Linked DNA regions of Mus musculus: region 1 is linked to region 2. Evidence: chromatin loops called from intact Hi-C (ENCODE). Cell type or tissue: left cerebral cortex. All regions are shown on one strand. Each heading gives the region's core, and the rest is flanking DNA. Links, peaks and the distances in the headings are about the cores only. Region 1 has its middle 38 kb from the start of 1700017N19Rik. Region 2 has its middle 43 kb from the start of Mgat4c.

Region 1 (15,537 bases), core at 4,495-12,494, 1.8 Mb after region 2:
AGTCAGTTCTAGAGACCATGATGCTGGTCTTTGCAGCTGTGAACCTGTGGAATGTCCAGGAGTTTTTGTTTGTTTGTTTGTTTGTTTTTGTTTTCATATTTTATTTGCTTGACTAATCATCACACTTCTTTCTTCAAATCTATGCAGTCAAAATCAGTCAACATCAACACATTTCAGAACAAGGTAGCTTAAGTATGGCCAGAAGGTCATTCTTCACCGACTCCAAAAACAAACCCAGTTCAAGGGTATCATTTAGTTCACAGAAATACAAAGCCTGCATAGGTCTGGATCCAGTCCAACAGTCCCGCTTGTCCCACTCACCCGCTTGATTTGTCAACTCAGCAACTTCAAATTGTCTCCAAGTTTACACACCTGGGCACAAAATGGAGGATTTAATAAATGCATCTCTATTACAAAGCATTTTTCTTTGTAACCTTCTCTAAACGAGTCTTTGTCAGTGTCCACAAAACATACTATTCATTTTCAATGGAGTTTTAAATTTGAACTGGAGAAGTTAAAGGCATGCACTGGAAGGATAGTCAGAAGGCTCAGTTAATGAAGTGCTAGCTACACATACATGAGGATCTGAGATCAATTCCCACCCAGAAATGATAACTCATGTTTACCATCCTAGCACTAGCTATGGAGGTGGAGAAGGGGGGATCCCCAGGTCTTTCTGGAAAGCAAAGCCTAACCTAGTCTGTGGACTCCAGGTCACAGTGAGAGACCTTGTCTCAACAAAATAAATAAACAGAAAAACAAAACAGAATGATACCTGAGGTTGGCCCTGGCTTTGACATATACATACAAAGCATACACCTACTAACACAACCACAGGGTGGGTGTGGGGAGAGATGTGGGGGTAAATATATTCACATTCTTTATGAGCAAAGAAAAGAAAAAATCTGAAGCCTTATGGGCTTTAAACCCAATATTAGGGTAAACTGAATAAAAAGTATTTATAAATTCAAAGAAGAGATTTTATATCTTTGCAGTATTCTTGTACTTCACAACTATCTCTAACATCCCTAAATATGGATTGTCCATGATAATTTAGACTCAAGATATGAAAGGCAAAGCTTCTTGAGGGATATCAGGTCAGGTATATTTACTATGGATTAAAAATGCAAATGTATGATTTTTATCATTGTATGAGGAACACGAAAACCACCCTTAGATGTGTCCTTTGTCCTGGACCAGTGAAGCATAGCTGACTTTGGAGGAAGGGCTTTGAGACATGTACTTGACAAACCCCTCTCTGTTTTGTCTGATTCTTTTGATGGCCTCATTCTCATGATCATGTACGAAGCGCAGACAGGCGATGTGATCTCTGACTCCCATCTTCATTACTTTTGTAGTCCATTCTTATGTGTGAATACAGAAATACTTCAGAATCCATGTGTTTTGCAGAAATTGTAGCAATAACCATCAAATCGTCTCATCTTTTCCTCCTGAAGAGTACATAAGGCACATTCAAATTTAGTGCAGCTGAGCTTAAAAGCAGAAAAACCAAGAAAATTCAACGGTTGATGAATGAGAGATATATTGCAAGAATCTTCAAAATATGCCTGTTGGAATAAGATTGGGGAGCCATTTCTGCATAATTAAGGACTTGGAATTACAAAGGTTTTGCCATGATCCAGGTATGTGTTCTTCCACTTCATCTGGAGACTATGATCCTGTACAGCCATAAAAGAAAAGGAAACATGACAGAGCAGCTTAGCATACTTTATGTGCCAGCCCTAGAAGTACATCCATCACTCTGGTGATGGCCTAGAGCATGGTCACATGCCCTTACCTAACTATAAAGAAGCTATTAAATGTAGTTTAGCTTTATGTTGGGGAAAAGGGGAGAATGGATTTCCAAGGGCAGCTAAAAGACTTTGCCATGGGCCCTAAAGATGGATTGAACGTTTTTCTCGAGTTATAAGACAAATAATGAAACCATTAGAGAGGTCAGGCAAAGGGTTTCGACAAGTTTCTTTTACTTCTGTGCAAGACACTATTAAGGCTTGGCCAAATGTTCCCTTCACTGACTTAACCCTCTGCTGACTTGGCCTTCAATTTGTTTAAGAGGCTGACAGGGGTAAGCATCATCTAACCTCTACCTGTCTTTGGCAAAAATAGATATAGCAATGTTCATAGTCCACCTGTATTACCTGGCAGCTGCATCCAAACTGGAGGTGTATTCTTTGTCCTTCCAAGTGTCTAGCTTGGTCTTTTATAAATTGACTGATTAGTGGCGATAAGATTTGAGAACAACCTCTTTTTAAATGCTCAGGGCACTTAGAGGCAATGAGATTTTTTTTCTTCCCTTTCTCTAAACAAAAAGATGGAATCTACCAAGTAGCAGGCATAAATTCTAAACAGAAAGACAAAAAGCTTTAAAAGAACATTTCTCACTACTGTTTTTTTTTCCCCCTTTGTCATAACAGGTAAAAATGAGTCCTCCAGTGGAAACAATATAGTAACAACAGTGACTCTCCTAGTTAAGTTCCATTTCTGGTCCTGTGACAAATGCCCTGACTAAGAGTAGTTGGTTTGAGGGGAAAGAGCTTATTTGGCTTACAATTGCAGTTCCATCACTGAGGAAAAAGCAAAGCAGGAACCCACGCAGGTACTCAGGCTCAGGAGTGGAGAGGGATGAACCCACACCTGCTGCCTGCTTCTATTTCTGCTTCATCTAGCTTTCTCTTGCCCTACCTAGATAAGGGAAGAGCCTATCAACTAGGGCTGCATGCAGTGGGCTAGGACTCCCTATGTCAGTTAACAGCCAGGCCAATGCCTACAGACATACCCAAGGGCAACTTGACTTCAATACATCTTCAGTTGATGCTCTATCCTCAGGTTTTTCTAGATTGTGACAAGTTGGCATTTAATTCTATTCAATTGGTAGGAACTAGAGAGTTGGCTCTGTGGTTCAGAGCACACATTGCTCTTGTAGACCTGGGTTTGCTTGCCACCATCTTCACTGGTAGGTGACAACAACCCCTACCCCCTACTTCATAGGATCTGATTCCCTCCTCTGGCCTCCATGGACACTGGACTCATATTCATAAACCTACATACAGACCCATACATTGCATAAGTTTAAAAATGGAAATGCTAAACATTAACCAATACAAGAGTCATTTTTCATTGTTAAAAGTGAAAGAACTATCAAATGGTAAAGACTAAAAGCTTCTACATTGGTGTGGAAAATTTCCTAGGACCTTGTTGTGTGACTTATTAGGAATTCCTCTAGCCTCTACCCAACAGTTACCTAGCAACAGCCAGGAAGGAGCCTGGCTCACATTTAAGGGCTGTTTGTGAGTGTGTGTGTGCGCGTGCGTGCGTGCGTGCGTGCGTGCGTGTGTGTGTGTGTGTGTGTGTGTGTGTGTGTGTGTGTGTCAGGGGGATGTGGTGTATTGTGTGTGGGGTGTGGTGGTGTGTATGTGTGTGTAGTATATGTAGTGTGTTGTCTGTGTGTGTTGTGTGTGGTGTATGTGTGTGTGTGTGTGCGTGTGTCCTCCACATCTACTCTCTCCCTCTCTCTCTCTTCCCAAATGTCTTCAGATGTCTGTCCTCTTCCCCTCTTCCTCTCTCTCTCTCCTATCTCTTTCTGTCCTTCCCTGCCCCTTTCCTCTGTCTATACTCCTTTCCAGGTACCTGTTCTTGCTCCCTTCCTCCAACCTTCCTTTTATCCTAGGCCTGTCCATGCAGCCATGAGTTCTCCTCAGGAAGAACACCTTGGCAGGGCCACTGAGGACTTCCCTCCCTCCTCACACCACAGTATCATAAAACAGACATAAATATTTCCTCCAAACTGAAGTCATTAAGAACAGGGAAATGAATAAAACTTACAAGGTCTGAAACACTGCCCCTCCGCACCCCACCCCACCCCTCATCCCCAAGATTTAAAGGATTCATAGAGCTTCAAAGAGAATAAAAGCAATGTATCCATTAGGTTTCTGTGATTAAAACCCCAAGATTCAAAACAAATTTCAGAAAAAAAAACAAACAAAAAAACAAAACAAAAACAAAAATAATGTATTTGAGCTTACAGTTCCAAGGCTTAAGAGTTCGTCATCCGGGAAGATGCAGCATCAAACACACGGCAACAGAAGTAGAAAGCTGAGAGCTTACGTCTTGGACATTATGTATAAAGCAGGGAAAGAGACAAGTAGGTGTGGTGCAAGGCTTTTTATCTCAAAGTCTACCCATAGTGACACCCTTCCAATCTTTGCACCATCTAAACCTACAAACACTAATAAGCGCTGGGTACCAAGTGTTCAAAATCCTGTAACTATCAGGTTTCACATACAAACAACTACAAGCAAAAAAAAAAAAAAACAAAAAAAAAAAAACAAACAGTTGTGTGGAGAGGAGACACTCCAGCATGTAGGTTGCACATCTCCAAGGGTGTGGCTTTCCTTAGTCACCTGTCTTAGTTAGGCTTTCTATTCCTGCACAAACATCATGACCAAGAAGCAAGTTGGAGAAGAAAGGGTTTATTCAGCTTACATTTCCATACTGCTGTTCATCACTGAAGGAAATCAGGACTAGAACTCAAGCAGGTCAGAAAGCAGGAGCTGATGCAGAAGCCATGAAGGGATGTTCTTTACTGGCTTGCTTCCCCTGCCTTGCTCAGCCTGCTCTCTTTATAGAACCAAGACTACCAGTCCAGAGATGGTCCCACCCACAAGGGGCCTTTCCCCCTTGATCACTAATTGAGAAAATGCCTTACAGCTGGATCTCATGGAGGCATTTCCCCAACTGAAGCTCCTTTCTCCGTGATAACTCCAGCTTGTGTCAAGTTGACACAAAATTAGCCAGTACAGTCGCCCATCATCACCCGTGATGCCTTTTGATGATGTACCTACCTTTGAGTCACCAACATTCTTTCGGGGGGAGGGTCGGGGGGGGATTTTGGGATAGCATTTGAAATGTAAAGGAAGAAAATACCTAATTTTAAAAAAATAAATTAAAAAAAAGAGTTTAAAAAAATAAAAAAGAGTTTGTAAACCAGGCACTGTTGCTGATGCCAAGAAGTGCTTGCTGACAGAAACCTGATATAGCTGTCTCCTGAGTGGCTCTGCCAGATACTGACCAATACAGATGCAGATCTGACTGAGTACCAGGACCCCAATGGAGGAGTTAGCAGAAGGACTGAAGGAGCTAAAGGGGCCTTCTCTGGTATCAATGGAAGGAGAGGCCCTTGGTCCTGTGAAGTAGAGGAATGCTAGGATGGTGAGGCAGGAGTGGGTGAGTGGGTGGAAGAGCACCCTCAAAGAAGCAGGCTAAGGAGGGATGGGATAGGGGGCTTGCAGAGGGCAAACCCGGAAAGGGGATAATATTTGAAATGTAAACAAATAAAACATCCAATTTGAAGACGAAGAAGAAGGAGGAGGAGGAGGAGGAGGAGGAGGAGGAGGAGAAGCCACTAGTCGGAGCTGGAGAAATGGCTCAGTGATTAAAAGAACTGACTGTTCTTGAAGAGTCTCAGGGGTGTGTTTCCAGCACCCACATGGTGGCTTACAACCATCCATAACTCCAATGCCAGGAGATCCAGTGGCCTCTTCTGACATCTGCAGGCACTGGGCATGCAAGTGGTGCAAATGCATAAGTACAGACTAAACAGTCATGCAAATAAGAGGAAATAAATAAATCTAAAACAGAAAGAAAGAAAGAAAGAAAGAAAGAAAGAAAGAAAGAAAGAAAGAAAGAAAGAAAGAAAGAAAGAAAGAAAGAAGAAAAGAGAAGAGAAGAGAAGAGAAGAGAAGAGAAGAGAAGAGAAGAGAAAAGAAAAGAAAAGAAAAGAAAAGAAAAGAAAAGAAAAGAAAAGAAAAGAAAAGAAAAGAAAAGAAAAGAAAAGAAAAAAGAAAAGAAAAGAGTCTGTAAACAGTAAACAATCCCAACAAACTCACTGGTTCATATCTCTCTCTCTCTCTCTCTCTCTCTCTCTCTCTCTCTCTCTCTCTCTAGGTATTTCTTAATTTCATTTCCAGTGCTATCCCAAAAGTCCCACACACACTCCCCCCCCCAGTCCCCTCCCCGCACCACTCCCACTTCTGGGCCCTGGCGTTCCCCAATACTGAGGCATATAAAGTTTGCAAGTCCAATGGGCCTCTCTTTCCACTGATGGCTGACTAGGCCAACTTCTGATACATATGCAGCTAGAGACACGAGCTCTGGGGTACTAGTTAGTTCATAATGTTGTTCCACCAATAGGGTTGCAGACCCCTTTAGCTCCTTGGGTACTTTCTCTAGCTCCTCCATTGGGGGCCCTGTGATCCATCCAATAGCTAACTGTGAGCATCCACTTGTATGTTTGCTAGGCCCCAGCATAGCCTCACAAGAGACAGCTCTATCAGGGTCCTTTCAGCAAAATCTTGCTAGTGTATGCAATGGTGTCAGCGTTTGGAGGCTGTCACCACTAATTTCTTAGCTCCAGCTAACTAGCACCAACTGTCCCAGTAGTCTCCTTCTCCCCTTAACTATAAAGCCAGAGACACATAGCCAAAGCTGCCTGAGTTCTACTGCTAGCAGGAGGTGGAACATAGCTCCCTTGTTCAATTACATTATCACTAGCTTCCTCTTTTCCAACTCTTTCACTGCCTAAGTTTGGCTGTCCTTGATTGTGCTTAGCTGTCCTTGATTTTGCTCTGTAGATTAACCTTGAACTCAGAGATCTACATTCCTGTCTCCTGAGATTAAAGGTGTGTACCGCCATGCCTGGATCCAAATTTAACTGGGTAGGATCTTGCCCCAAAGTTCCACTCCCTTAATTTGTTATCTCCTTAAACTCAGGATTCAGCTCCATTTCACTTCTTGGGGCCCCTTTAATACTCGAAATATATTTTTTATATTTTTCCTTTCTCAGTTTGTTTAAAATGCTCTTCATGAAACTTAACCAGAGAACAAAGTCTATGATGGGCATTTCTGTGACTTCCTTTGTCAATGCAATTAATCTGAGTCTCTTCACCTTAGCCTCAGACATACTCTTCAGACAAGAGCAAAAAGCAGCCACATTCTTCACCAAAATACCTCAAAAACTGTCTAGAGACACATATTGAAACTCTCTACTGAAACCTCTTATGCCAGGTCCACAAAATTCAAATCACTTTCCATAACAAAGTTCTACTTCATGTGAAGGCTGCTAGCAGAATACTCATCACATCCAGGCAGCTAGTATGAGGGTATTAAAGCCCGCCCCACCACACACAGTGACACACCTACTCCAAGAAGGCCACATCTCCTAATAGTGCCACTCCCTGGGCCAAGGATTGACAAGTCATCACAGTGTGATGTTATACAATTTGTGAATTTCATATACCTCCCAAACTTCCAAAGAGCAGGGACCATTTGGTTTTGACCAGCTATTCAATTTCTAGTCCACAGAATTTGGCTGTGTAATAGAAGCCTAATAACGTTTCACACGAATAAAAGAAAGGAAAAAAGTAAGAAGAATTAAGATTTTATTATGAGCTCATGTGCTCTGGTATTCCAGGCACTATTGGGAAAGAATTTGGAGGGAGAAAAGGGAGGAGCAAATGATATAATTTTCTTATAATCTCAAATTAAAAGGCAATAAAAGTGTATCTATAGCCTTCTCTATACCCCTGATGGTGTGGTATGTTGTTAATGTAACAAGGACATTTTGTGAGAATCATGTTTGTAAATACCATCATCAAAAAGGATTTCTTGAATTAATGTATTTATAGTCAACTGTTGAACAGAGGATGATCTTGAAATGGCACACGGTCTCTCAGTGCCTCTTTCTTACCCTTACACACTCCTTAATTGATTTATCATATAATAACTCAAAATCTCCACTGAACAGCATCCTTCATGCCCAAAATGGGTTGTCACCTCTCGTATATTTTATTTATGTTTTCAAATAACAAAATACAATCCCAGTTTTGCACAATCTTGTGCCCTTTTTGTTCTTGCTGTAAATATAGGTACTCCTCCTTTGACATTTCCATACGTTTATTAGCCCTGCTTCTGTTCTGGACTCTGACTCTGCCTCTCTCTCTCTCTCTCTCTCTCTCTCTCTCTCTCTCTCTCTCTCTCTCTCTCTCTCTCTCTCTCTCTCTGCCTGACCCAATTTCTTTTCTGATTTTGTTTCCTGCATCCTCCTCTATTCCCTGATGGAAAGAGATTCTCACCCCATCTCAAGCATTTATGACTTGCCGGTTTTAGTAAGGCCACAGGGCAACCATGTCATCTTCTTTTGGAAAAGGAACATATACCAAAGCTGTAGCCTAGCCCTGGAGAGGAATACCAAATTTGAACGGAGGCGACCTAGGCTGCTCTCTTCTCTAACATCACGCAATTCATTGCTGCTAGCGTGATTTCAGCCCAGGCATCAAGAGGAAAATATGCCTTGGGGTGTTCCCTGCTCTATCCTTCTTTATGCTTTTATTTTCAAATAGTATAGACGCCCCCAAGCTACATTATAGCTCCTCCAAATCCTTATGAAAACGAAATATCGTTTTTCTTCCTATAAAGTCTCTTCGATGAAAAGGTTATGCTTTGTTTACTTTCATTTCTGAAGGCTCCTACTGCTAGCATCAGCGAGGTAGAAATAAATGTGTCCAAACAAAATGTCTTATTGGGAAGGCGGGCTAGATTTACGATCCGTTTCTGTGACCGTGCTGCCCTCTAGCGATCACGAGGCGGTTATTTTCCTTCAATTTATGACAACTTAAATGAAAGTTGTGACTCCTCGAATGATGGGATTGACTTAGGAACAGCATTGCAATGAGAATATTCGTGTTGTTGTAAGCCATAGCTGCGCTCAAAGAAGCAAAGAGGGAGATTTTTTTTTTGGCACAAATAAGAATTCCATCAAATGTTTTGAAACAATAATCCTGGTCATCATGACTTTACTGGAAAAGAGTCTGAGGTTGAGCAGATAGTTATGGGCAAAGTTGTGGCATAGAGCATTGTGGAGGCCTCTCTGTAAGTTAGTGAGTCTGAAAGGGTCTTTTGTGGTTATGCCTGTCAGGAAACCCATAGGCTAGATCGATTTCTTCCTTTGGAGTCTCTCTCCTCTGTTGTTGTTGGAAGGAAGGAAGCAACTCTGTTTTGGTCACCAACTGTAGTTTTTGCCTTTCCCATTTCAATCTTATTTTCAAGCTCTATTTGAGGATTTGGTTCTGTTGTTACTAAAGTATGGCTGTTATAAGGTCTATATTCAGAAATAAATAATTACACTTTAAGTAGTAAATAACAGTGTGTGTTGATAACTTTGTAGGCTATGAATACATTTTTAAAAAATTTTTGTAAGATACATTCACTGATATTTTCAATTGCCATTCCCTTTGATCTCTTTCTCTGTCTCTCTGTCTCTGTCTCTGTCTCTGTCTCTGTCTCTGTCTCTGTCTCTGTCTCTCTCTCTCTCTCTCTCTCTCTCTCTCTTCCTTCCCTCATTGTCCTGTGTGTTTGTGTATGTATGTGTTCCTGTGCATATATGAATCAACTTCAAATATTTTTCCTCAGGAACTATTCACATTCTTGAGCCAGGGCCTCACCCTGGCTTGGAACCATGGTGTAGGCTAGGTTGACCAGTAAGCCCTAAGCATCCACTTGTCTCCAACCCACTAGAATTACAAATATGTACTACTGCATTGAGCTTTGTTATTGCTTTGCTTCTATAGGTTGATTTTTAGGTTTTTTTTTTTTTTAGAATTTCTTTGAGTTCAAATTCTACTCTCCCCTTTGTTCAAATTAACCTTGAAGTCTTTCTTCCTCAATAATTCTATGGGAAAGTCTGTGGACTATGCTGTTAAATGCATCAGAACTCAACCTTTTCTTAATGTGTCACACAATTGACCTCTTGACCTACACACCCAATCTCTGGTTTGTAGTGTTAAGCCTTCAGCTGGTTTCCCTGAGGCCACAGCTCCTCTCCCACTTAGAGTGCACGAGCCTCGGCAGTTCCTCAGAAATAAATGGACAATACACCATTCCTCCTCACAAACATTTCAAATGCCTTCCCTCCTCTCCCAGGGCAAGACTAACTTCTGGAGCTCACCACACAGTTCATGCCTACCTACCATACCCCCCTTCACTCAAAGACAATACCCCCAAAGGCCTTAACATTCCCAGGAGCATCTCTAAATTGTAAGGAGATTTTTTTAACTGCTCCCCCTTCGCCACTCCTAACCTCAGTTTTCTTAGAGCACTTATCTTAGGAAAGTTGTCATTGTAAATGCCCCTTTTAGATTTTAGCAATACCTCTGCACCTGATTTTCAATTCAGGGACAATCTACTAGATGTAATCTTCAAGGGAAACTACACCACACTTCTCTTACCTTCTAAGACAGGGAGAGACTTTCTTTTCTTTTCTTTTTTCTTCTTGTTCTGGCCCCTGCGCAACCCAGCTCCAAGATTTATTTATTATATATAAGTACCCTGTAGCTGACTTCAGACACACCAGAAGAGGGAATCAGATCTCATTATGGATGGTTGTGAGCCACCATGTGGTTACTGAGATCTGAATTCAGGACCTTCGGAAGAGCAGTCAGTGCTCTTAACCCCTGAGCCATCTCTCCAGCACCCCCCCCCCCCGCAGCCCCGAGCCTAACTTTCTCTTCTGCAGTTGTAACAGTGCCCAAGGTGGGGAGAATACAGCGGTTTCCATTTTATCACATGTTTTGTTTTTCAGTGAAGCCAATAGCAGGAGCAGATGGTTCAGCAATCCCTCATCCCAGCTCTTCACATCACCAGCCCTTTGGGGAGTTGAGCTTAGCCTCCGTGTCATGTTACATATAAAGCATTGTTTACTCCTCTATCTTTGTTCACAGAAGTTTTTCTTTGACAATGCAAGTGTGTTTGTTCCTTCAGTGCGTGTATCTGAAGTATCCTCCTTATTGTGCTGACCCTTGGTGTGCCCTAAGTATACAAGGAGGCGAGAAAGCATGGTCAGCCAGCCCGATTTCTTCACAAGGCTTTGTTCAAACTGACACTCTATGAGTAAGTTCCACATCTTACATCAAACAGCAAGCTGCCCCATCTCTCCTCTCCCCCACTTAATGTTCCATCCTTCTCCACTAAACGGACAATTTCTAACCATACTATGCCTTCTTTCTTTGATAAGTTGACTCAGACATGGTGTTTATCACCACAGAAATGTGACTAACACGGAAGTTGGTACCCAGTTGGCCTGGAATCCTTCTTCTAGGCCTGGAATTCATAGATTTTTGTCTTTGTATTGTGGTATCACAAATTCCTCCATATCCCTTTTTGTTTTTGTCATATCCTGTGGGTGCTCTAACTCTTTTTCTGTATCTTTAAATCCTGATAATCCATCTTCTACTTGACATATACCTCTGGAAAGCTCTTTCCCCGAGTTTTCTAATTCATTTGTTAAAATTTTCAAGTCCCTCTTCATTTCAGCTTGAGTTTTCTTAGCATTTTTCTCTCTTTACTGAATTTATTGTTCAAATCATGGATTGTCTTTGTTGTTTCAATCAGCTGTACACTTGTGTTTTCTTAATCTTTAACCAAGAATTTCTTCTTTGCCTATTTCAGTTCATCCAGGTTTTCATTCTTGCCCTTTTAAAGCTGCCTCAACTAATGGATCCCTTTTTCCATTGTTCTCTTAAATTATGTGCCTAGGAGTCCTTCTAAGCAATTCTCATCTTGTGAACTTTTCTATAGTACTTTCAGAAGACCATACTGTTTGTATTTTTGCAATGAGCCCTGGGTATGTGCATTTGTTTCATTGGTTGTATGTCTCATAGGAAATTCTGGTCTGCCTTTTAAAAAGTTTGGTTCTGTTTTTCATGTTCTCCAAAGTTTCAGATCCAATCAAAAGAGTGTATAGATCAGCCCCTTCAAATGTTCTGTGTTGAGTTATTATTGGAGACTGAGTGATCCAATCTTGTGGTAACTGAGAAGGCACACTATCATCACTCTCAGCTGACTCCAGGGACTGGGACACGAAGGACTCACCAAGAAAGTGTGTAAATGAGTAGGACCCAGCTGGGCCTGGGCATGGAAGGGTTGTGTGGGATAAGGGACAGGCAGAATCAACTGAGAGAACATGCACACGGATGCAACTACTTATAGAGGGATGTGGGGTAATGGCTTGTGGGAGACTCAGTAGCAGTGCATACTAGAAACTAAAATAAGTGAGTGGATTTTTTAAAGGTATTTGTTCTGAAACTTAGAAATGGAGTAAAATGGAAAACATCAACCAGATGTGGCAGTCTACACCTATAATCTCAGAACTTGCTTGGGAGCCAAAAGCAAAATAATCCCTGGCAAATTCAAGGGCTGCCTACTCTACGCTGAGATATTCAGGCCACCTAGGGCTGCATACAATGTGAGTTCTTCCTTCCAGAGAAGTAAATAAAAATGGAGGCAATACTGGGTTTTCTGTAGGTCCCTGAGAATGACCATATACATCAATCGATCACATCTACTGCTGCCAGTGACTGTCCAATCCCTGTCATTCTTCAGAAGAATCTCCTAAATGATATTTCAGAGGACAGACTAATAAGTAAATGTAGTTCCTATGATACAATATTGCTGTCCAAGTAGGAGAGAAAACAATTTCTAATTAGGAAGTGAGGTGATGTCGGGTAGCAATAGAGACGAACAATAGAAGTGTAGAATTGATGAAACTCATTTTACTGCGTGAACTTAAACTTCTCAACTGGTAATTTGGGGAAAGGTGTAATTTGGGAAGCAAATGTTCCCAAGGATTCCTGCCTTGACCGAATTACAAGTGTGTGGTTCTCTGGACCCTTTTCTCAGAGAGACCTGATCTACAGCTTTAAGTCTCTACTTTTCCCTGCTGTGATAACAGTTCATCCCAGTTTTTCTCCTGCATTGTAAAGGCCAGTCACAGGGTCACAGGAGTTCCTGTCCCTCCTGGAGGTGTCGTGCCTGAAAAACACTTACTTTACTGTTTTAACAATGTTAGAACTTTTTTTTTTAGCATCTCACTCACACAGACATCTCTGTCACATACTATTGTGTTGGTTTCACTGTCACTGTGACCAAACACCTGACAGAAACAACATAAAAGAGGAAGCATTTGTTTTGTTCATCATTTCAGAGCTTTCTTTCTGTCACAGATGCAAAGCCATGCATGGGACAGCAGAAACGTTCATCTCATTACAACCAGGAAGCAGAGTGGAGACCAAAAGGGACTAGGATTTCAAAATGTCCCTCAAAACATACTCTCCAGTGACACACTTCAACCATTTGTCACAGGTGTCACCACCTCCAAATACTTATGTTTTAATCAGTCTGCAAAGAGTATTTGAAGTTTGATTTTCTCTGGTAATGTCCTCTCAGGCACAATCTCCAAGGTCTATCTCAACATAATCAATGAAAACCATATATGCTAATGTGGAACAACACATTATAGTTAACAATCTGGTAGCTAGCTTGTAAAATGCTGAAATGCTATTTTCCCTTAACTTAGATCTCTTCAAAATTACTTATATTAATAGAAAGAAAATTTGTAATATGTAGAATTATTTCAAAGTGGCAGGTATAATTTCAAGTTTTGCATGGATAATCATATTTATTCTTCCCAACTCTATGAGGTCATATTATTAACATGGCCATTCTTTGCCAAAGTTCATATCACCACTTAGCAATAGCACTATAATAGTTATAAATAGCACATTAAATGATTGTACAAATCATCACATACGAGCATACATCACCCAAACTCAACAATCAGAAACATATGAAAGGTGTAATTATATGATTTTGCATGATAAGCCCAAAATGTGAGCTTGTTTAAAAAACAAACATTATCAGTATCTATTCATAGATGCCTAGTGCATATCAGAGAAATTAAAAATGACTTTATGATTCTTTCCATTACACACAGATGATAGTAAACTCAGGCATGTCCTGAGGGCAACTCTATAGCACTTTGCAGAGAACCTACTGTCCATGCCATCTCCTCTTAGACTTTGAACAATTATCTTAATTTCTGATCTTGTATCTGCACATTTGCAAAGCGCCAAACTGAAATTGTGACCTCTATGATCTGATATCATTCTGAAATGACAAGATTGCATTCAGAAGATAGATTGTAGATAAATACCTCAGTCTATCAAATGAAAGAGACTGCAGGGTCAAAGGTAGCATTGATTAGCTGCTAACTTGAGCAAGATAGTGAACAGTTTTCATCTATGGCTAGCTTCTAAAATGGATAGGTAAAATAGGGATATACCAAAAGATGATTATTATGAGTGAAATTTAAGAATACATATATATTACTTAAAATGTTCTTTCCTCTGCATAATCAGGGGTGGGGGAGGGGAAGTACCTTTCCCCACCGAGCATTTTGTTTTGTTTTTTTGGGTTTTTTCTTCTTCAGAAATTGACTACTATGTTTAACATGCCAGGCAAGTGCATGTATACACATATATACTCAAATACATATAATTTAATTAATTTAATTTAAAATATTTTTAAAAAAACCAATAGGTCTGTCTTAATACAAAAATGTTTCCACATAAAATATCAACAACAACAAAAAAAGCCAAACCATGAAAAGGCATTAGTGATATTGAGTGTGATATTTTATACCTATAATCCCACAATCCAGTAGGCAGAGGCAGGATTGCCATGAATTTAAGGTCAGTCTAGGCTACAGAGCGAGGCCCAATCTTAAAAAACAAACACCTTTATTTAAATCAAATTAGCTTCTTCCAGTAATGAGTAAAATTAACCCTGACCACCAACCAATAAATATTTTTTACTTAATTTAAACTAGACACTTTTGAAAAACATTGCTCCTATTAAGAATTATTCAGTGGAAAGAGAGGCCCATTGGTCGTGCAAACTTTATATGCCTCAGTACAGGGGAACGCCATGGCCAAGATGTGGAAGTGGGTGGGGAGGGGAGTGGGGGAGGAAGGTATGGGGGACTTTTGGGATAGCATTGGAAATGTAAATGAGGAAAATACCTAATTAAAAAAATTTAAAAAAAGAATTGTTCAGTATGATATTAGGCCATTTTATATCCTTTAAATATATTAGCCAACTATGCAACAGAGGGGAAAAAAGAATTTTTTCTGGGTGTCACAAGGAAGCAAATTTGAAATTATTTCTTCATGGAAAAATCACAGGAAAACCGTTTACTTGACTATAGGCAGAGTTACAGTGCCCATGGCGAGAATTCTCTAGGGCTGCATGACTGTGGCTACGGAGTATAAATTATTAAATCAGAATTTTAAAATGAAAAATGAAAATGCATTTGGAATTCTGAAGTGTGTGTTTTATGGTTTAACTTCTAGTAGTATACCCAATTGAATTATCTTTCTCTTATTATGGTTTAGTAATATTTTTTACTAAAGTACTAGAAATAGATTTTTTCCATAATAAAAATGCATGAAAGCAAATGTGCACATTTGCAGTGGCCAGAGAATCTCATAGACAACAAGAAAATGCTTGTGAGAATTAACCATCTGCTGCCTAAAATCTGGAGGTTGCTTCTAATCCATGCTCCAGCATAAATCCTTAGTTCTTACACTTAATTGCTGTTTAATATCATGTGGGCTCAATATTAAAATC
Region 2 (15,537 bases), core at 3,020-11,019:
CCATGCCAGGCTCACTTCTATATGCACATCAAAGCATAAGCAATATGTCAGGCTTTGGTGCCCTAGCATGAGATGGATCAGTCTCAAGTTGTTAGACCAGTCACTGGACCACCTTTCCTTCAGTCTCTTCTCCAATTTTGCAGTTCCTTTAGACAGGAACAGTATTGAGTCAGAAATTCTGATTGTGGCTTAGTAAACCTTTGCCTCTGTAGAGGTGGACTCTTCCAGTTTCCACTCCCCAGAGTTGGGCATTTTGGCTAAGGTCACCCCCAAAGAGTCCTGAGAGAGTCTCACCTCCCGGGGTTCTGGTACTTTCTAGAGGGTCCCCCTCTTCCCACTCCCTGAGGCTATCCTGTTGTTTGTTTGTTTTGTTTTGTTTTTCCATATAAAGTAAGAGTTGCTATTTTCAAGTCTGTGAAGAATTGAGTTGAAATTTTGATGGGGATTGCATTGAATATGTAGATTGCTTTTGGTAGGATAGTTATTTTCACTGTAAATCCTACCAATCTATGAGCATGGGTGATCTTTCCATCTTCTAAGATCTTCTTTCAGGGATTTGTAGTTCTTGTATGTTTTACTTGCTTGGTAAGAATAAGAACCCAGATGCCCCTCAACAGAGGAATGGATACAGAAAATGAGGTACATTTACACAATGGAGTACTACTCAGCTATTAAAAAAATGAATTTATGAAATTCCAAGGCAAATGGATGGACCTAGAGGGCATCATCCTGAGTGAGGTAACCCAATCACAAAGGAACTCGCACAATATGTACTCACTGATAAGTGGATATTAGCCCAGAAACTTAGGATACCCAAGATATAAGATACAACTTGCTAAACACATGAAATTCAAGAAAAAGAAAGACCAAAGTGTGGACACTTTACCCCTTCCTAGAAATGGGAACAAAACACCCATGGAAGGAGTTACAGAGACAAAATTTGGAGCTGTGACAAAAAGATGGACCATCTATTGATTGCCATATGCAGGGATCCATCCCATAATCAGCTTCCAAACGCTGACACCATTGCACACACTAGCAAAATTTTGCTGAAAGGACCCAGATATAGCTGTCTCTTGTGAGACTATGCCGGGGCCTAGCAAATACAGAAGTAGATGATCACAGTCAGCTATTGGATGGGTCACATGGCCCCCAATGCAGGAGCTAGAGATATTACCCAAGGAGCTAAAGGGAACTGCAACCCTATAGGTGGAACAACAATATGAACTAACCAGTACCCCGGAGCTCTTGTCTCTAGCTGCATATGCATCAAAAGATGGCCTAGTCGGCCATCAGTGCAAAGAGATGCCCATTGGGTTTGCCAACTTTAGATGCCCCAGTACAGGGGAACACCAGGGCCAAAAAGTGGGCGTGGGTGGGTAGGGGATTGGGGGTGGGTGGGTATGGGGGACTTTTGGGATAGCATTGAAAATGTAAACGAGGAAAATACCTAATTAAAAAAAAAGAGTTAAACCAAGATATTTTATACTATTTGTGGGAATTGTGAGAGGTATGGTTTCCTAATTTCTTTCTCAGCCTGTTTTATCATTTGTATAAAGGAAGGCTACTGATTTGTTTGAGTTAATTTTATATCCTACCACTTTGCTGAAGTTGAATATCATCTATAGGAGTTCTTTGACCGAATTTGGGGGTCCACTTATGTATACTATCATACCATCTGCAAATAGTGATACTTTGACTTCTTCCTTTCCAATTTGTATCCCCCCTTTAAGTCAAACTAACAATTAATTTTCTGAAGTTTTGCAAATTTGAAGATTATGGTTCACAAACATTTCATCTATTTATATCACTATCATTATTTTAGACTATTCGTGTTAAGGATACTAAATGTGTTTGGTAACAATATTTGCATATTTGATAACCATGTGAAATGCCCATTTATATCTACTCTTTATTAATTTATACATATATTAAATATACAAAGCATAGCCATTTATAATTGTCAAGTATTTGCATTACTTACTTAAATGTTTCTACTTTTTAAGAATAGATTTTCCTCAAATCACATTTATTATTGATATTTACCATGATAAATAAGTAATGCTGTTTTTGACATCTCATTAACAGCATTTTCACCAGTAAATGTATCTTTCCTTTTAGTTCTTTGAGATTAATTCATTATTTAATGACAGATATAGTATAAATTTTATTCTTTCTATTGAAAAATATAATCAAAGGAAATAGTTTCAATACTGTGTAGAGTTGTTACTTATGTGAAATTCATTTTCTCTAATTATTTGGGGACATTGTATCCTATTAAGTAAGAATATTATTTTATTTGTGTTTATCACTGACTTCTTTTTAACAGTTTTTCTTAATTTTCTACATTCTCTTATGGTTTCCTATCCCTTCCTAAATTCATCCACATTTATGTAATGAGAAATTTCTGGGTTTCGTAAAACTTCTACCTGGATGGAACCCACTCAGAACTGGCTTTCAAGTAACAGAAGTGTGAACATGGCTGTATGGATTGTATATTCTTGTTCCAGGGACTGTCACTATTTGGAGGTGTGGTCTGTTGGATTAGGTGTGGCCTTGTTGTACTGGGTGTGGTCTTGGAGTAGGTGTGTCACTGTGGGTGTGGGCTTTAGGACCCTTATCCTAGCTGACTGAAAGTCAGTTTTCTGCTAGCAGCCTTCAGATAAAGATGTAGGACTCTCAGCTCCTCCTGCACCATGCCTGCCTGGATGCTATCATGTTTCCACCTTGATGATAATGGAATGAACCTCAGAACCTATAAGCTAGTGCCAATTAAATATTTTCCTTTTAAGAGTTGCCTTGGTCATGGTGTCTGTTCACAACAGTAAAACCCTAACTAAGGCAGAATTTGGTACCAGGGAGTAGAGTATTGCTGTGATAGGCCTAATTATGCTTTTGTTTGTTTCGTTTGTTTTATTGTTTTTTGGAAGAACGTGGATTTGGGGACTTTGGATAAGGAAACCACTGGAATGTTTCTGTGGGACTTAATGGAATACCCTAGAAGGAATATGGAAGGCTTTGTTCCTCTGAGTGATTTGAACTGTGCCAACCTGGTTTTATTGGAAAAACATTTCCTTATGTGGCCTAGATACTGTTTTTGTGGTCGTATTTTTCTGAAGAATGTGACTGATTTTTTGCCATTGTCTTAAGAGTCTGACTGAGTCTAAGGTGAAGAGGTTTAGATTAATTGCTTTGAAAAAAGGAAGTCTCAAAACAGCCTGGTGTAATTCTGTTGTGTGGTTACTTAAAGTTCATTCTTATGAAGAACATTTTAGTGAAAATGAGCAAGTTGAGAAAGGAAAAATACAAAATATATGGTTGGAGAATTAAAGGGGCACCAGGAAGTGGAATGGAGCTAAATCATGTGTTCAAGGATATTAAATTAAACTAAGGGAGTAGTCACCTTGGGGCAAGATGCAACCCGGCTAAGTTTAGGTCCAGGCATGGTAGTACAAACATTTAATCCCAGGAGGCAAAGACAAGCAGATCTCTAAGTTCAAGGCCAGCCTAGAACATAGAAAGTTCTAGGTGAAGAAAAACTTAAATTCAGGTTTGGTGGATCACACCTTTAATCCCAATGTTTAGGAGACAGGTATGCAGATCTCTGTGTTCAAAGTCAGTCTACAGAACAAGTTCCAGGACAGCCAAGCTTAGGAAGTGAAAGTTGGAAAACAGAAAGCTGATGGTAATGTAATAGAACAAAGGGGCCATATTCCAACCTTAGCAAGAGGCTTTGCCCATGTAGCTCAGAATTTAGAGTCCAGAATAGAAGGGATTACTGGAATAATTGATGTTGGTTAGCTGAGCTAAGAAATTTAAAAAGAGACCAGCATCACTGAGGTGAAATCTTCTGAAAAGTGTTTTTTGAGAGCACAAAGAAGCTGTGTTCCAGAGATAGCCAAGGTTGTACCTTGTGCTGCAGCTGGACTTGGTAATGTGTAAGACTCTCCTAGGTGGTAGTTTTGAAGGCATTAAGGGGTCATGAAGAACAGCTGAGGCTTGGCAGTGTGAGAAGCCATGGAATGCCATTGGTGAAGTGCAGCCTCAGCTGCAGTTGGTGGCCCAGAACTGAAGGGGACATGTGAAGAAGTTGAGGTTTGGCATCATGAAGAGAGCCTATGAGAGGCTATTAATGAAACCTTGCAGTGGAAGACCCCAGCGTATTGGAGATGACAGTACCATGGGATGATAACCAAAAACAGCAGTGGGGTGGATCAACCTGAACTTAGAGTGTTACAAAAAGCAGAGATGGAGAAGTGATGTCAGCCCTTTGAAGGAGCACAGAAAATCATTCGTGGATCCCAGACACTGAAACAAGAAGCAGTAACATTGAAGTTGTCTTGGAAACCTCAAGATGTAAAAGGTGCCAGAGCCCTGGGCTATCTGTTGAGGGAAGCTAACAGGTAGCAGAACCAGCCCTGGAGAAAGAAGTTTGTTACAGCCAACAAAGGTGAAAAGGAGTGGAGATCTGAAGACCACTTTGACATCAGACATGGAGATGTTTGGAGGTTTCCAGCTGCTTCTCTGTCTTGCTTTGGAGATTACAGTTAAGGGATTAGATAAATTTCAGACAAGACTTTGGACTTTTAACATTGTTGAGTGTATTCATTAACAATATAGTCTAATTTATTGTGAATTTAAATCTCTAGACTTATTTCAGTCCCTTGATTTGCATTTCTTTGATGCTTATTTCCTTTTGTTTCCAATCTCTAAGAATACTATATTTTGTTTTATAGTTTTCTACCTTGCATATATATATATATATAAACATATTAGAACTATAGTCTAGTTTTCAAAAATTAAATTGAGAACCACAGAATAGTTTAGCTCTTTTCAAAAATAAAACACTTCTATAGTCTATATGTAAGAACACATACAGTACTCAAATGGTACATCACTGGCTTAAATGGACATTATCCAAACCACAGCTGCAGTGACCAACAGGGGCGAATAAACATGTATGATAGCCTCAAGTCAGGGAATAACTACAGGGAATTTGTTTTTCCTTCTTTCAATGAAGCTAAACGCTATTTCTGCGTAATTTGATCAGTAAGAGTATAAGTACTTCCTGATAAAACCTTTCAATGTTTGGGATTGGTTTCCAAACATGACAATGATTAAGGAAATGCTAGAGTATCGGAGCAACCGGCCATGAGGCGAAGGACTGCACTCTTCTCCTTGCCTACATGTATTATTTGAAAATTTCATAATAAGAATTAGAAAACTGGGCTGGCGAGATGGCTCAGTGGTTAAGAGCTCCGACTGCTCTTCCGAAGGTCCCGAGTTCAAATCCCAGCAACCACATGGTGGCTCACAACCATCCGTAACGAAATCTGATGCCCTCTTCTGAAGTATCTGAGGACAGCTACAGTGTACTTACATATAATAAATAAATAAATCTTTAAAAAAAATTAGAAAACTAAGAAATTGGCAAGAATTGTGAAAATCTCGGCTTTGGGAGAACTGACTGGTTGGTTGATTGGTTTGTTTTTAATTACTGTACTTTTTAAATCTTCTCTACCTTATTTATTGGAGAAAAAAATATGTTACTCTAAGCTCCTAAACTGTAAATGTCATCACCGCTGGTGAGTTTCCACACATATAACTTCATTCAGGCTGCATGACTTAATTCCAGTCAGACTAAAACAATTTGTTTTGTTTTGTTTTTAACATTTCTTTTTAAAGTAAATTAGTTCACTTATTTAAAACAACAACAACATTCTTGAGACTGCTATAGACTATAGGGACTTTTGAAGTTGGACTAAATGTACATTTTTGATTGTGCTATGACAAGGTAGCCCCCATAGACTCATGTGTTTGAACAAGTCTATGGGGGCGAGCAAGTGGAATGTGATGGTTTGTATATGCGTGGCCCAGGGAGTGGCACTATTTGGAGGTGTGGCCTTGTTGGAGTAGGTGTGTCACTGTGAGTGTGGGCTTTAAGAACCTCATCCTAACTGCCGGAAAGCCAGTATTCTGCTAACAGCCTTCAGATAAAGATGTAGAACTCTCAGCTTCTCCTGCACCATGCCTGCCTGAATGCTATCATGTTTGCATCTTGATCATAATAGAATGAACCTCTGAACCTATAAGCTAGCACCAATTAAATGTTGTCCTTAAAAGAGTTGCCTTGTTTATGGTGTCTGTTCACAGCAGTAAATCCGTAATACAATTACCTTACCTTCCTTGAGTGTCTCACCCCTAATTGGCATGTTTATTTGGACTATTTAATATTATTGTACATGTTAAGGAGAGGATTCTTTATTCAAAGTAGATGCTATAATTAATTATTCTTAAAATGGTTTTATTTATATTTTGTAGTTTGTTATCTCTGCATATCTCCACAGAAGCTTGCATAATAATTAATATTTTTCTTTTATTGGAAATAATTGCAGAGGAGACAGTATATCTCTCATCAGCAAATGAAACTTTAGTACTGGGAATAGAATTGACAAATGTGTTGTATTTTACTTTCAATTTAGTATATATTTGTTCACATAATATTATTGTATAAGTCTGGGTTCTTTTTCTTTACTATTGTCTAGCAAAAAAAAAATGGTAAAAAAGGAAATGCAATTATTGACTTCATATTTTTGCTTTTTCTTTGTAAGCATATTTTTTCAATTATGGAATGTTGGTCAAATAAACTACTAATAAATGCAGTGATAAAGTTACAATAAACATTCAATTTGAAATAGCAAGGAAAAGAAAAATATTGGGACATTCATACTGCTGGTTGTGGAGTTCAACACTAGATGGTGCACTAAATCTAAGAATTTGCAACACAGTCATTCAGATTTGTAGAAGTAGAGTCATATTGTTTTGAATCAGCTTTTAATTTATTGAAACATTTATTTTGAAAGGTAGCTATTTCTCATTATACACTTCCATTACTTTTACTCTGATACAGTAATGGTCTGATTTATACAATGGCACACACTAAAACAAACATCGAAAGGATCATCAGTTCTCACATGTTTCATATATACACATTACTAATCAGCCAACATCTGTCACCTCCTCAGAATGGTCACTATTAATACGCAGTAAACACTTCTGTTTGTTATGAAATCCCATTCACAAGAAGATACAACAATAGTTCTCCACTGTAAACACTAGCTAGCTGAAGTCATCTATTTACAAAAGTAGATTAATTAAAATTAATCACTCCTCTACATGACGGATTTAAATGGGAGGTAGTTGTAATTAGTTGGACCCTTTTTTTTTTCCTTCTACAAATTTGTATATAACCCCCTGTTTTCTTGGGGTAAACTAAGAATTATAAAATATTCTCTGAAAAAAGATGTTGGCTATCTTTTGTCATGCATGCATGTAAGCAACAAGTTTTAACTAAATTATATGTCATCAGTGACATTGACAGAATCCCGAGAGTGTAAGGTGTGTTTGCAGAAATAAAAATTAGATGAGTCATATGTCCTACCAGAATCTTTTCTCTGCATCTATGATGTTTCTTTGTTTTAAAATAAGGCAGACTACTAATGTACTGTGTTCATATTGCAGTACTTCAAGGGAAGAATTTTTGTATTGTTAAAACACTTTGTTAAAACACCAATTAAGATAGAACATGAGCACACTCATTTCATGGTTTTAGAAGGTTCACAGAACACAGTTGGGCTTATTATTTTGAAAAGTTTGGGTGAACAGAGGGTCATAGTTTCTGTGCTATAGAAAACAGTTTATAAACTTCAGATTGAATTTTTATTTTGTAAAATGTAATCCAAACAACAGGCAAGAAACATTATAAGAACATGTCTCAAACACTGCCCACCCCTCATACATGGAGACAAGCAAGGAGAAAGTAATTCTTATATGATGCAGGGATGATGCCCATCTACACAATCCTTTGATTTACCTTATAGTGGTCCAAATTATGTTAAGAATAACCTTGGTGGTGAAGACACAGTCACTTGTTACAAAACCTACAGAAATATGGGAACAGGCTAAATTCAGCTGAAATAAGTCCCCAAACTGCTCCGTGATTGCCTTCCCGTTATAAAAACTGACTCACGTAATGGCTGCACATTGGGCATCATTGTTTGTCAGTCTGGTACAATGATGACAGGAAATAAGTGAAAGCCTTCACAGAGCCATAGATGAAAATAGAAACAATTGGTTTTCTGTCAGAGACAGGATATCACACTGTAGCTCTGCCTAGCTTCAAATTCATGGTGATCCTCCTGCCTCAACCTCACACGCATAGCGACTAACCATTATTCTTGGCTTTTTAAATTGTTATGTTGTTCTTCTGTGCATTTCCTCATCACAGCCCCTCACAAATAATTTTCACCAGAATTGAATTTCCCTAGAAAATTTCTATTATCAACTTATCTGGTTGAGTGTCAGTACCTAAGATGGATTCCTGCTTAACTTTGATTTTTTAAATCTATAAATGAAGGCCTCTTGTCTGCAAAAGACATGCAAGACCAAGTATATCTATGATAAAGGAGATCTGTATCTTGAAAGAAAAACAATGGTTAAGTATGTGAAGATCAAAGATCTTGCACCTTGCTGTGTAAGGAGGCCATGCCTCTTCAATCATCATAGACTATCCATATAGTTCTACTGAGATCTGTTTGATGGCTTAGGAATGAGACATGAGCACAAGAAATATCTTCCTAGCCTTCATCTCCATATTTCCATGGTCTCTCTTAGCACATAGATGAAAATAATGATTTTTGAGGTTGTATAAAAATTTTAGAAGATATTTTTGTGTCAAATGAATATCACCTTTGAGGGGAGAGGAAAATAGACGGTGATTCTAGAATACTAATTCTAAATGTAGCTGAAAATAGCTAATTCTAAATGTAGCTAAAAATAGCTGCTATATCAAAGAACTCCATGAATTTTTCTTTCATTCTGGAGTTGAACAAGAAAGGAAAATCTGCACCAGTTGAAATGAATGAGTTCAGGCCAAAAAAAAAAAAAAAAAAAAATGTAGCATAGAGACCAACTGAACTCCTTCAGGGGCTATTGCCACACTCAGTAGTATTAGTCAAACTTTGATGAGAGTTTTAAATGATTAGGGATAAAAGGTGTGATAGGAGTCACCATTGATTTTTGCTTCTGCTGTTTTTTTTCCCCCTGTAAATTGAATCATCTTTATTTGACTCAAATTATTCCCCCTGGGTTGTATTACTCTAAGAGAAGAGATTATCATTAACCTATGATAAAATGTGTAACTTACCACTCATTATTCTAAAAAAAAAATCATGAATTCTTTAACTTCTAAAATATCTTTTATACACTATGAGTTGCAAGAGTCACATCACAAATTTTTATGTATTCATTTCTCAAAATCATTTAATTATCTTTGGATCAATCTTATCTCCATAGAGACATAAAGTATAATATTACATTTTATTTTGATTGTACAATTGATCATATACCATGGGGGAAATACATTCTTACATTTAGAGCAAGAAAAATTGAGGATTCACAATATTAAATTGAACCTCCTAGACCTCCTGCTTATATTATTTAATTATATATGAGTCATGATTAGGGTAATACAATGCAGTGAATTTTAAACTCAGCTAAGCTCCATTATTGAATCAAACTAACTAGCAGATTATTAAATTGTATAAAATCTTATGAAATTTGATGTTCTCATGGGCTTTAAATAAGAAAACTAGATGTTGATGATGAATAAATATTACTTTCATTAAGGCCTTAAGTCTCTGAAAGCCACTTCACAACACAACACAGCTAAAATCATTATCCTACCTCACGAATTTCACCTAAGTATATGATGAATTAGAGAGGACCTTTTCCATAACTTTGTTTAATTGTAATTACATGTTTCAACAAAAGCAATGTGATACTGTAAGTAGAAATTGCAAAGTAGAAGACAGAAAATCTGCAAAATCTCCTGAAGAAGAGATCTCCATCTAAACAAATTACTTAAATTTCCTTTGTATTCTAAAATGAGGTGTATGAAATTTAAAGTTTAGTGAATTGTATGGTTTGTTTTTTTCTTCTTAGCTTCATGTCACTCTCTCTTTTTTCCTTCCTCTCTTCCTCTCAGTTTTGGCATTTTAAAATAGCATCTGTAAACTTCAAGTCTTGGAAATTACATCAGATTAGAGGTAGATAACATTCACTTTTACTTTATTCTTTAAATAGTAGGAGAACATTATGTTTTTTGTTTTGTTTTGTTTTATTTGTTTTTACAAAAAGTATTAAAATCATTTCTAAGTCTGACACTGCCCCTTGTTTCTGTATTATACATGTATTGTTGATTCTTAGAGCGGTCTCATCTCCAACTGGCTGATTTTAAGCTTTTCTCGTGATTCTCTCTGTTTTTCCCTGTCTTCTTGTTGGAGGAATTTTAGAACAATATTTATCATTTTATACTAGTGATTTGACATGTGTTTAGTTATTTTATCAAACTATGTTTAAAGAAAATACTGATGGCTTCTATTATTTAATGAGTTGTTCATATTACCCAAATGTGTATTTACATTTTAACCAACATTTGTACAATTAGTATCTAGTCTTCTATCTTACAATAAGCTATACTGTGGATATTGGCATACTGATGTTTTACAATATGAAATTAATGTCAAAGAAAGTTGTTGGTTGACGATTGTTAGCATTAACCAATTGTCACTAGTTTTTTCTCCATTGTTAGCATTTCACAATTACTGTATTTTGCTTATTCTGGTGGCCATGATACAACACTAGTTAATCACAAGCTGATTTTTATAGTAACATCTAACTAACGAGAACCAATTTCCTACAGGACTATTGTTTTTAAACATTCTTGTCCTATCTGTTCATACTTCATTATACTTGACAGTGGGTATCATAACAAAAGAAAAGAACTCTTCATTGAGCAACAGAATGAGACCAAGAATGTGTAGTCATGCCATTTTATGATCAGAAATATTTGTAGAGAAAGTGGAATCATAATTGGAATCTTATTGCAGCACTAAATATTTTGTTCTTATTGGTAAGATAAAGATAATAGTACAGATAACATGTGCATGTGGCTTTAGGCATTAATTAGTCCCCACAGACAATCCAGTATAAGTTTGAAGTAAAAGATCATGTTCAACTACTGCTTCTAGGAAATCTCTATTTCATTGTCAAAAATCATTTTGCATGATGTAGTCAGAGTAGTATGACTGTGCACTACATCTAGCTTCAATATCTTCAATATTCTTGAAAAGTACCATAAATGATTGTGTAGACTGTTACACCTTTAAATATTCATTGTGTGATATATGCAACTTCATTTTCTAAATTTAAAGTACTTGAAATATTTTATCCTCATTCTTTCCTGGGCATTATGAATTGTCAAATATGATAGGATTCATTATTTATTTGAAGAATAACAGCATAATCTCTTCACTGACTTTCTGATGAAAAATTGAGAAAAACACTCTGATGTAATGTATGGGCAACCAGGGCCAGGACTGCAAATTGAGAGCAGGTTGGGAAATAGTTTTTGACTTTCATTAACATTATAGTTCTGCTTTAATTAGATTTACTAACTGTGACCTGTATATCATTTAATTCCATCACTTAGTAATCAGTCTTGAGACTCTCAACTGTGTGAGCATTGTTTAGCAGCCAAACTTTTTATAGTCTGATTACAGAGAAGACATAAAATGTTCGAATAAGATTTTCTGTACTCAGATGAAAATGCTGCACATGAACATTGAGACATCTCTTCCTTTCCCTCTTTTGCTTGTCTCAAAGAATGAGCAGAATAAATAAGTAAGACGGAATGTTTTGTGATGAAACTAATGAGCATGAGAAATGTAGAATTTTGAGTATAATTATGAGAATTAAATATATAGCTACAGATTAGTTGCGATTCCATCCCTTGTCATTTTCTACCATTTCATTATTCTCACATCTTATTTTTCCAAATACATCCTATTATCTCTGGAGCAGCTCATAGCTTGTCATGACAAACATCACCCTAAGGGAATGTCTAGAATAAGCAAGTCATAACAAAAGAAGAAAACTTGCCAAAACAATCATATATTCTCGAATTTTCCATCTAATGCTGACCTGGCTCATTTGAAATGCCCCATTTCCAAAGACTTTCTTAAAAATTATGCATACATTTTATTGATCATAAAATAATATGATATAACTCATTCAGAAGTCTTGGACTTGACAGCTTATAAGTGCTTTCTGAAGCTCTGGAATTGTATTACGTCTTCAAGGTTACTGTGTGAGAAGAGAGATCACTAAGAACTTATTTTATTAGCAGTTTATCGGAGAAAAGCCCTGCCCATCCTCATATTGGAATTGCAAGACAGGGAGCTACGTTCAGCTGTGTGGGGAATTGCAGGCTGGTATCCAGTTGAGCTGAGGTCTGAACCCTGATGGTCATAATTCACTTTCATGTCACGGTAGGCATTCCCTCCTGCTCCTGGAACTCTGGCCCCTGCCTAACTTACCACCTCCCACAGCCCCCACAAGAGAAGCATGGTCAGTAGTCATGTAAGCAATGGCCCAAGCTTCTGACCTTCAGGCTAAACTCCTCCCCAGTTACCTAGCAACAGTGAAGACCACAAAAAAGGGGTGTTCAGCTCCCACCTCGCTCTCTCACTCTTTTGTCCTCTTACCTCTCCGCTCTTATCCCTCACTCTCACCATTTCTCCCCTCTCTTTGTCTTCTCTCCTCTCTCCTCTCTCCTTTCTCTTTGTCTTCTCCTCTCCTCTCCTCTCCTCTCTCTCCCTTCTGTCTTTTTCCCTGCATTTCTATAATAAAGCTCTTAAACCGTAGAGTCTCTGCTCCATCAAGATCCGCTGTGCACTCTCAGGTCAGGGTTGGGAATCTCTTCCCTTATCCCTCTCTCCTATAGCCCCAGGGCTACAGGGTGACCACTCAGAGTCCCTGCATGCCCACCAGGGGCGTGTGGAAAGTGCCAGCAGCTCTGCCTGCCCAGAGCACAGGAACTCTGGCCAGATGTTGGGTCTCTTTTCTTCCCCCACTTCTCCCCACGCCTCCCCGGAACCCCCTTTTTTTTTGTTCCCAACACAGTTGGACTCATCTTTTTGTGCCCTTGCATTAAATGTGCGAATGAACTAACAATAAGGGCCAGAACTCTTCTTATACACCTTAAAACTCATTACTTAAATATATTATCTAATATGATAACATTGAAAGTTACTCATGAAAAAGTTTCCTCATTAATGGTATTGATATGCTCTAGCCATTACATAGAAGAGAATGCAGCTAATATAATTAGTTTAACATGTAGGCATCTGCTTTATGAGTATATTAAATCTTTATTAATGACTTTCCTAGGTATACTTGCAAAGATACGGTTCCAGGTGTTAACTCTCATATATAATGCTTCACTGAAATTAAGGTACCCAAATTAAATTAACAAACACTTTGTGATAATAGCACAATTTAGTTTTCATTTAATTGCACATTATTTTAAACTATCAGCTGAAGATCAGTGCAACTTGTTAAATAAAGTTTCACCATACATTTTCTATTTTAACTATTGCATCATATTAGTAATTTTAAAATCTGTAGAATAAACCCACTACCAACCATTTTGACTCTACTAGGCAATTACTAAACCTGTGATAACTATGGCGGCTGTAATCATTTAAAAAAATTGCAATCAATGATGTAAGATTTTACCACATAAAGTGTTACATTTATGATAGCGGAAGAACATGATTTGGATGTTTTCTCCGTAAAGATGTCAACATATTATGCTGGTAAATTATTCTTGTCAGAAAGGTATGGATAAATGACATGGTGGCATAAAGGAAAATGGAAGATAATGATGTGTGCAAATCTACATTCACTATAGAATAAATTCTAAATAGTTGCTATAGTATTAAAAGATAAATGCTATAGAAAACTTGTATACATAATGAAAATAAGAGAATGATAATTGTATTCACTGCAAGACACTGTATTTAGAGAATCCAGCATTATCCAATATAGACTTCTTTATTGTTCTCCATGTAGTGAAAAAAAAAAGTGGCCACAATATTGTGCAGTTAAATGAAAACTAAATTGTGCTACTATCACAAAGTGTTTGCTAATTTAATTTGGGTACCTTAATTTCAACAAAGCATTATAGAGTTAACATCTGGAACCATGTCTATGCAAGTATACCTAGGAAAGTCATTAATAAAGATTTAATACACTCATAAAGCAGATGCTTACATGTTAAACTAATGATTCTTTTATATATTTTTACAGAGAAAATAATTACCTTCCTGTAAGCAATTATTACCTTAATATTTCTAAATTAATTTGGAGGCTGTTACATAATCTTAACTTTAAATTTCAAATCTTAAGATTGACAAATTATGAGTATTTTTATGCTTTTAAATTATTTAAAAATTACAGATTATCAGATTATTTTATGACATTTACCCCCAGAAATAAACCCACACACGTACAGACACTTGGTTTTTTGCCAAAAAAAAAAAGCAAAATCAAACAATGGAAAAAAGAAAACATCTTCAACAAATGATGCTGGTCTAACTGGATGTCTGCATGCAGAAGAATGCAAGTAGAATCTTGTTTATCAACCCTCACAAAGCTCAACTCCAAGTGGATCAAGGACCTTAACATAAAACCAGATACACTGAATCTAATAGAAGAGAAAGTTGGAAAGAACCTTGAACATAATGCAAAGAAAAATGCCAACAGGCCAAAATAGCAGCCTAAAGATTCAGAAAAGATCTTCACTAACACCAAATCCTAAAGAGGTCTAATATCCAAAGTATATAAAGAACTCAAGAAGTTATAATCCAAACAACCAAATAACCCAATTGCAAAAAGGGTTACAGAGCTAAACAGAAAATTCTCAACAGAGGAATCTCAGATGGCCTAGAAGCACTTAAAGAAGTGTAGGATATGTAGCAGAGGTTGCCTTATCTGGCATTGTATGGAGGGGAGCCCCATTGATCCTGTGGAGGCTTTGTGACCCTGGATAGGGGAACACTAGGCCACTGAGGCAGGAGTGTGTGGGTTGGTGGTGCAGTACCCTCATAGAGGACAGGGGTGGGGGGGGGAGGAGGAAAGGGGTAGGGAGCTTGTGGAGAGTAAACTGGGAAGAGGGATAACATTTGAAATGTAATAAAATAACCAATATATAAGAAAGAAAGAAAGAAAGAAAGAAAGAAAGAAAGAAAGAAAGAAAGAAAGAGAGAGAGAGAGAGGGAGGGAGGGAGGGAGGGAGGGAGGGAGGGAGGGAGGGAGGGAGGGAGGGAGGGAGGGAGGGAGGAAGGAAGGAAGGAAGGAAGGAAGAAAGAAAGAAAGAAAGAAAGAAAGAAAGAAAGAAAGAAAGAAAGAAAGAAAGAAAGGAATGTTAAGCATCCTTAGTCAGCAGGTAACTGCAAATCAAAACAACCCTGAGATTCCACCTTATAACAATCAGAAAGGCAAAGATCTAAAACTCAAGGGACAGCACATGCTGAGGAGGATGTGGAGAAATGGTAACACTCCTTCATTGCTGGTGTGATTGCAAGCTTCTATTAAACATTCTGTATATCAGTCTGGTGGTTTCTCAGAAGTAGT

Evidence for each region. A loop is a pair of places that touch in the nucleus more often than their neighbours do. Peaks named below come from ENCODE experiments on the same cell type or tissue, not always from the same donor. Only the 100,000 strongest peaks of a DNase experiment are listed, where the experiment ranks them.
Region 1: a loop joins it to region 2, with 5 times the contacts of the local background. A loop is called at or near these places in 8 of 42 quality-filtered maps.

The regions. Positions count from the first base shown.
Region 1 is chr10:100,623,032-100,638,568 of GRCm38, reverse strand. No RefSeq gene overlaps it. Among named protein-coding and RNA genes, the nearest start is that of 1700017N19Rik, 38 kb to the right of the region's middle. In left cerebral cortex, for the core only: a CTCF peak has its summit at 8,637 (motif pointing left); a DNase peak (open chromatin) is centred at 8,625; H3K4me3 peaks cover 460 bases; H3K27ac peaks cover 388 bases.
Region 2 is chr10:102,409,295-102,424,831 of GRCm38, reverse strand. No RefSeq gene overlaps it. Among named protein-coding and RNA genes, the nearest start is that of Mgat4c, 43 kb to the right of the region's middle. In left cerebral cortex, for the core only: a CTCF peak has its summit at 6,737; a DNase peak (open chromatin) is centred at 6,755.